Linked DNA regions of Homo sapiens: region 1 is linked to region 2. The links are chromatin contacts, found by Hi-C or POLR2A ChIA-PET in ENCODE. All regions are on one chromosome and are shown on one strand. Each heading gives the region's core, a stretch centred on a gene start or an enhancer-like site at or near the end of the contact. The rest is flanking DNA. Distances are from core to core; before and after follow the strand shown.

The links. Hi-C counts contacts between places; a loop is a spot of excess contacts on that map. ChIA-PET counts read pairs that join two places held with the same protein, here RNA polymerase II (POLR2A). Pooled maps may share reads with other maps.
Region 1: a pooled map shows a loop between it and region 2 (6-fold over the local background). The contact joins the promoter of SFXN3 here to the promoter of BLOC1S2 in region 2. A Hi-C loop is called at or near these places in 1 of 168 maps with a recorded cell type or tissue (CD4-positive, alpha-beta T cell) and 5 of 50 pooled maps. POLR2A ChIA-PET finds 5 or more read pairs at or near these places in 1 of 52 experiments (activated CD8-positive, alpha-beta memory T cell).

The regions. Positions count from the first base shown.
Region 1 is chr10:101,028,813-101,032,483 of GRCh38, forward strand. It overlaps SFXN3 (sideroflexin 3), which reads left to right and starts at 2,422. Exons shown (of 12, transcript NM_030971.6): 1 at 2,422-2,722; 2 at 3,502-3,670. PDZD7 (PDZ domain containing 7) reads right to left here and starts at 2,317. Exons shown (of 17, transcript NM_001195263.2): 1 at 2,261-2,317; 2 at 1,182-1,572. The coding sequence starts at 1,407. RefSeq lists an enhancer at 2,735-2,944.
Region 2 is chr10:100,285,270-100,288,670 of GRCh38, forward strand. BLOC1S2 (biogenesis of lysosomal organelles complex 1 subunit 2) reads right to left here and starts at 1,411. Exons shown (of 5, transcript NM_173809.5): 1 at 1,336-1,411; 2 at 828-944. The coding sequence starts at 1,390. It overlaps PKD2L1 (polycystin 2 like 1, transient receptor potential cation channel), which reads right to left. Exons shown (of 16, transcript NM_016112.3): 16 at 2,880-3,209. The coding sequence ends at 3,127. RefSeq lists enhancers at 645-1,152, 738-1,037 and a silencer at 1,328-1,527.

The sequences.
Region 1 (3,671 bases), core at 1,172-3,671, 740 kb after region 2:
ATGACCGTGGTGACCCTCAGCAGTGCCCTGTGCTCACCAGAGGGTGAAGCATAGACTGGTGTATGACAGGGGTGAGCGTGCCAGGGCACTGGTGGAGGAAAGCCTGCTCCCTGAGCAACATGCCCCACCCTGCTCCAGTGGCCTAGGGAGGGGAAGAGAGATGCCCTGCTGGGTCAGAGGGGGAGGAGCAGGGCCTGAACAGTCCAGTCTGGGATCCAGCCAGGGGAGCTCTGCTGGCTAAGAAAGAGGAGAGGAGCTGGAGATATTTATCTGGTCCTGCTCACAGAAAGCTCAGACTCAGGGGGCCTGGCTCCGCACCTGGCATTCTAGGTCCTGTCTTGCTCATCAGCTGTTAGTCACCTCACATCTGTCACTACAGCCAGGCTGGCTCCTAAGTGCCCACCTACCATGCTCCATGCTTTTCACTTCCAGCCTTTGTTGGTGACAGCTCACCCCTGCCACCAGCTGTTCTTATTGCTCTGTCCTGCTACACTGTAGATTCCTGGAAGGTGAAGAGGGAGCCTGATTTCTCTCTAGGTCCCTTGTAACACCTCCCCAGGGCTGGTATAGAATTGTGCTCCATGAAGCGGCATTAAGCAACTACATAAGCTTAGGTCTCCCCTTCCCTGATGGAGCTCCCTCTCCACCCTCAACCCTCCTCTTCTGAACATTTGCTGTGCTGCCTTCATTCCCCTCCTTCAGCACGGAAGCCCTGAATTCTGTCTACCCGCTTGGGCACTGACTCCTCGCAGCCCAGCACAGAGCTTGTCACACAATGGACTGGTTGATGGAGGATGTCCTTCTTTATCCTGCCCCATCCCCCAGAAGTACACACAATGGATCTGGAGAAGGGCAGAGCCCATGGGAGAGAGGCCAGTTCAATCCCCTGCCTTGTCCACCAGGGGCTAGCATACCACACGCATGCCTGTCCCTGCTGCCATGGCCTTCTTTCCCTCCTCTGACCCTTCTACGACCCTGGACCCCTGCAGGATTGGCCTGGAGGAGAGGCCAAGGGCAGGTGAGGAAGAGTGTATGGGTTCCCAGGCGGCCTGCCACCTCCCTGTGACTCCCATCTCTTGAATTCCCCCAATCATACTGGCTCTGCCTCCTCCTGCTGAGTTCCCATTGTCCCCTACCCCCACCCTCCCCAACCCAGGCCAGTGGCTGGGTCCCGCCCCTACCTTCGATGGGGGAGTTGATGAGGATGACGCGTCCCATGGGCGATGAGGCTCGGATTCCGCGGGGGGGCCCGTTCAGCAGCCGTTGTTGCTTCCTTAGCAGGTATCGCGTTGCGGTGGAGCCTGAGTCGCTGCCTAGGTGGCCTCGGGAGGAGAGGGAGCTCAGAGAGCCGGAGCTCAGGTCTCCTAGGCCCAGTGGGTCGAAGCCCACTGCGAAACCCTGCGCCATGGCGGCTGGGCTAGGGCGGCACCCTACAGGTCCAGAAGGAATCTGCTAGCTCTGGAGAGGCCAGCCCTGCGTGCTTCGAGCTCCATGAGCCTCTGTGCGGGGCTGGGGTCTCAGTAACGTGAAGGCCCTCGCTTGCGATGCCTCTCAGAAGTGTGAGCTCCAGGCCTGGGCAGGGAGAGCAGGGATGAGGGAGGGGTGTAAATGTTTCCCCTGCTGCCCCCTAAAACTTCCACCCCTCCCCCTGGTTTAAGCATCCTGCCCTCCCATGCCTTAGGCCCCCCTCCTGTCTCACCCTAGGCCAGAGAACTGCCCCGTCCAGGCACCATCTTGGACTCTCGCTGACTTTATACAAGGCAGGTGGGAACCTTTCACCCCTCATTCCTGCTCGGGGCTGAGTCATCTACTCCCGTCCCCAGTCCTCAGTAGAGGTTGAGAGTGGAGTTGGGATTACTGCGGGCCCTGGGGCTTAGAGAGGTGTGAGACAAAAGAGAGGTCAGGACAGCTCATGGCATCACCTCTCTCATGCATATGCGGGCATGGAGGTGGCCCGGGGTGGGGCGGGGGCTGCGTGGGGCGGGCTGGGCCTCGAGGATAGGGCTTCAGGACCTTAGACAGCTGAGGCCCAGGAAGACCCCCAGACACCCGCGGGCTCCAGGCTGCGGCTCCGGGTCTAAAGAGGCTGCATGAACCTCTCCCAAGCTTTGGGGAGGATCTGCTGGAGAGGGGTCCCACGACATCCCGCGCAAAACCCAGGGCCAGTTCCCTCAGAGAAGCTCTGGGACCTAGAATGAAGCACCCCAACATCAACTCGGCCCTCCAGGCCCCCCACCCCTTTGTGCCTGGTCGGCCTCACCTGGTCGCTGGTGTGGCGCCGCCAGCCTTGTCAAACCACCCGCAGGCGAGAGCTACTGCCGCAGCCGGCAAACCCCACCCACGCTGCGCGGAGGCTGCGGGAATTGGGCTGGCCTGCACCGCCCCGGGCTCCCATTGGCTGGTAGGGCCGCCAGTCATTCTATTCCGGCACCTCCCTTAGGCGCCAGGGACAGCCGAGCGTTACCTGGTCCCGGGCAGCGGAGTTCTTTACCCACCCCAGTTCTGGTTCTGACGCCCTAGCTCATTCCGCAAATTTAGGGCTTGGGTCTGGCTTGTTCCCCTCCGGCTCGAACCACCTCTTCTCTGAGCCGAGCCAGCTACCGGGGCTCCTGGAATTGCCACCCCTCCCTGGGCACCCTTGAGGCCTCCGTGGAGGGACGTCACGGGGCAGAGCGGGACGTGAGCCTGAGTTTGCTGCAGGCGTGCTCTGTGTGGTGGCTGGGTGAGTTGTGAGTATGTGCGTGGCGGAGGGGGTGCCTTCTTCACTTGCATCCTCCTCCTCTGTCAGAAGGCGTCTCTGGCTACCCAGTTCTGGAATGGTCGCAGGGTGGGGCAGCTGGTCCCAGGACCGGAAGAATCCTAAGAATCCTTCTGATGCACTTGCTCGGATGCAGACCGCGAGGTTCCTGGGGTCGTCTGCCCCTCCACATCTCAGGGGTGGGGCTACGGTCTGGGGTGCAGGGCTAGGGGTTGGGAGCGTAAGGAGACCAGGGACACAGTGGAGCTAGGGGTTACAGAGGGGGAGCAGGGAGAGGGCTGGGGACATAGAAGAGGCACAGGCACGACAGGAACGGGGCTGTGAAGTGATGCGAATGCCGCGCTGCTACAAGAGGAGCTTGTGGATACTGGGGTAGGAGCCCAGGGGGACAAGCAAGCCAAAGGCCATTGCCAAGGCAGCCATCAAGTAAACAAGCCAGGCGGTAACCCGAGTCCCTCCCGGCGCGCCAGCAGAGGACCGCCCCTCCACACCGCCCACCTGCGCCCGGGGCTTTCTCTCTGGGCACCTAGACCGCTTGCTGCAGGGCTGGGGGTCTGCTGAGGCCCGCCAGGGGACTGTAAACCAAGGGAGCAGCGCCCGCGGCTCCAGCCCCTCCTCCCTTTGGCTGGGGAGGGGGCCAGAACTGATCCCCGAGGTGGGATTGGCTCTGGGAAGCAGCTTAGGGCCTGGTCCAGGTGGCCCAGGCTGGGGGCATCGCCTCGAATGACACCCACCGCCCTCAGGTTCTGCCAATCCCCGTGCCCACCGGGTGGGCGCGGCCGGGAAGCTCCTGCCCCTCCCTGCTGGTCGGCGTCACGCGTGACGTCCCGCGTGATGGCTGGGAGGGCCCGGCGGCGACAGCGGAGGCAGAGAGGAAGGCGGTTCTGAGAGCTTCAGAGAGCGATGGAAAGCG
Region 2 (3,401 bases), core at 161-2,660:
TTGAGATGGAGTCACACTCTGTCGCCCAGGCTGGAGTGCAAGTGGTGTGATCTCAGTCCACTGCAACCTGCAACCTCCACCTCCTGGGTTCAAGCGATTCTCCTGCCCCAGTCTCCCCAGTAGCTGGGATTACAGGCGCCCGCCACCACGGCCGGCTAATTTTTGTATTTTTAGTGGAGACAGGATTTCGCCATTTTGCCCAGGCTGGTCTCAAACTCCTGACCTCAAGTGATCCACCAGCCTCGGCCTCTGGGATTAAAGGCATGAGCCACCGCGCCCTGCCCATACTTCACTTTCTGATCCTCCTCCACACATAGGTCATGTGTCCACTTGGAAACGATCAAACACTAGTCATGTCCCAAAGGATGGGTTATCAAATCCTCAGACCAAACTAATAGGTCCCTAAATCTGCAGGTCACTCCCCGTTCCTCAATTTCATTTCTCTTTATCCCGGTAAACACATCTTCTGCTTTAGCCAAACACACTGCTTGCACATACCACCTCATTCGCTAGTTGTATCATCTCCCCCTTTTCCACCAATAATTCCCTTCACAACCCTGCTCAAAATACACTTTCCCCAAGGAAGCACTTCTTGATTACTGTTGCTGGATATGAACTCTTTTTTGTTATTGTTTTCTCATTAGTCTATGTTACAGAGGCCTGCAGAGTTGTATTTTCTTTCTCTCCCATTCATGGCCTCCCCCAACTTCCAACAGGCCTGTCTCAGGGCATGCAGGGTAGGAAGGGAGCTGCAGACTGATGCTGCTAACCATCTCCCAGGCCTCCTGGGCCAAACCGCACCCGAATCAACCCAGACCCCGCCTCACCCGTCAGTTCCCCAGTCAGGTAAGTGGCCATTTTGGAGAACATGTCCCGGCAGAGCTCAGTGATGTCAGCTTCAGCAGGCTCCTTTGCTTCCTCAGCTGTCTCCACGGCGGCATCGTCTGGGCCAAGGGAGAATGACTAAGTGTCCCGCCTACACCCGGTGCTAATCCAGCCAAAGCAGCCTGTTCCGACATCCCTCCACTTGCCTTCATTCCATCAAGTCGGCTCCATTCTCCATCTGCCATAATTTCAAGTCCTTCACTGCGTCCCTGCCCATCTGACACATCAACTCGCCTCCCTCGCACCGCCCCTCGCCCATACCCGGCACCCCCGCTCATCCTGGCACCATCCCAGTCACCCTGACAGGACAAACACTCGCGCGCAGCGACAAGTGCACTCCTCTCACCAGCCCGTTCCTGCCAGGTGAGCCACCACACACTCAACCTCGCCCACCCGAGACGGAGCCCCAGGCCCCCCACCGGACGCTTCCTCCCCATCCATTCCGGGTACCTCGGGCGGGCTCATCACTCCGGGTCGCCAGTACGCCCTCGGCTGCCGCCGCCATAGCGGACCCCGCGCTGTTTCCGGGCCGGGGTGCTGCGCATGCGCACTGGGTGTGCCCCGCCCACCCGGCCGGCCCTGCAGTCCTGCGCCTAGCGGTCCAGTCCAGCCTCAGGTCTATGACACAGCAAAGGGCGATTCCGGAGCCGAAATTGAAGCTACGCCAGGCTGTTGTGAATTGATCCACTGCCAACAGTCGCGACGTCTGGGACTGAGGGCGAGCTCATCCCTACAGTCACACCCTGGAGGGATCACTCATCTTGTACCACTCACGACCCGTCTGGGAATAGTCAACCCTGTTTGTGGCCTGCTGACCAAAACCACTGAAGACGGATTGCCCGCTCTCCTGACACTCCGCACTGGAGTTAGTCATCAAAAGATTGCTCAGGGAATCCAAAGTTTTACAGGTTGTCTCGTCCACACTTTGGGAAACCTTCAGGCATTGATCCCTGGTCCTAAATACTGTCCCTCCCAATGTCCTGAGTTAACACCAACTCACTGGCCCCTATTTCTTAAACTGCAGGCAGGCATCTACTTCTCTTCAGTTGATACAGCCTTCCTTGAAGAAAGCTTAGACTGTAACTTTTTTAGGGCTGAGGATACACTCTGGTTATCTTAATTGCATTTAAGCTGTTTCACAAGCCTCCTAGGTGTACAGAGTACTTAATGGGATGGGAGAACAGGAGTGAGTGAAAGAGATGGATGAGAAGAAGTGACTGGGGAGCAATTGAAGGTGCAAAATGAGGAGGGATAAAGGCCACAGAAGAAGGGATAGGAGATATTCAGCAGGCCTCAGGCAGGCTCCTGGACACCCAAAATCTTGGTAGTTTCTTTTCTTATCCCTGGTTATCCTCCCTCTGCACCCTCTCACCCCACCCCGATGCCAGTACATACACACACACGCCAGCTACCCCTTATCCCCAGCCCTCCTACCCTGACTGTCTCCACCCTGAGGACTGAGTCTCACTTGTCACCTGTCCCCACTTTTCCTATGGTGCAACCATAGTAGCCACTATTTCAAGCCATTCCTGCGAGCCAGAAGTTCTTTTTTTTGAAACAGAGTCTCGCTCTGTCACCCAGGCTGGAGTACAGTAACGTGATCTCGGCTCAGCTCACTGCAACCTCCACCTCCCGAGTTCAAACGATTCTCATGCCTCAGCCTCCCAAGTAGCTGGGATAACAGGCACGCGCCACCACACCTGGCTAATTTGTTTGTATTTTTATTAAAGACAGGATTTCAGCATTTTGCCCAGGCTTGTCTGGAACTTCTGGCCTCAAGTGATCCACCCAACATAGCCTCCCAAAGTGCTGGGATTACAAGCGTGAGTCACTGTGCTAGGCCTAGAAGTTCTTATAGCCCAGCTCCTTCACATCACTGCACCTACTCTATACCTCCTAGAGAGCATGAACCTATTCCAGCCCAGGCACATGGATGACCCACAATTTCAGCCTTTCTTCCCTCTATAATACCAGAAGCAAATGCAAAGTCCAAGTTTTCCTAAGGAGTTTTATTGATAGCCACCATGGAAACCCACATGGTCTTATGGAAGAATAATGTCAGAACCCACCACATATTAATTCAAAGATCTCTGAATCCTGAGTTCATTTCCTTGCCTGATTCCCTTCAGGCTCCATTTTTATCTCCTGGTTAAAGCCCACTCAGTTTCCAGGTTCAGTGGACCAGGAGGCAGCCTCTTGCAGAAGATCCTTCATAGACTTTGCTCCGGGAGTGCCTCACACTTAACTCCTCTGCAACGTTGGAATCTCACCACGGGAGAGTCTCCTCTCCTCTAAGGCTTCCTCTTCTCTTTTATAGGGAACCTCTGTGGGGGAAAACGAGAAACCCATGGGTGCTAGCAACAAATCTTGGGATGCACAAAGGATAAGAATAGGATTCACTGGGAAGTAGGAAGACATCTAGATACCGCCTACTCTCTTGGTTTCTACCTTTTTCACAGACCATGGCTATCCAGGTGCTTAGGAAGAGCCATTACCCTCCCTCTCTTTATCCTGTT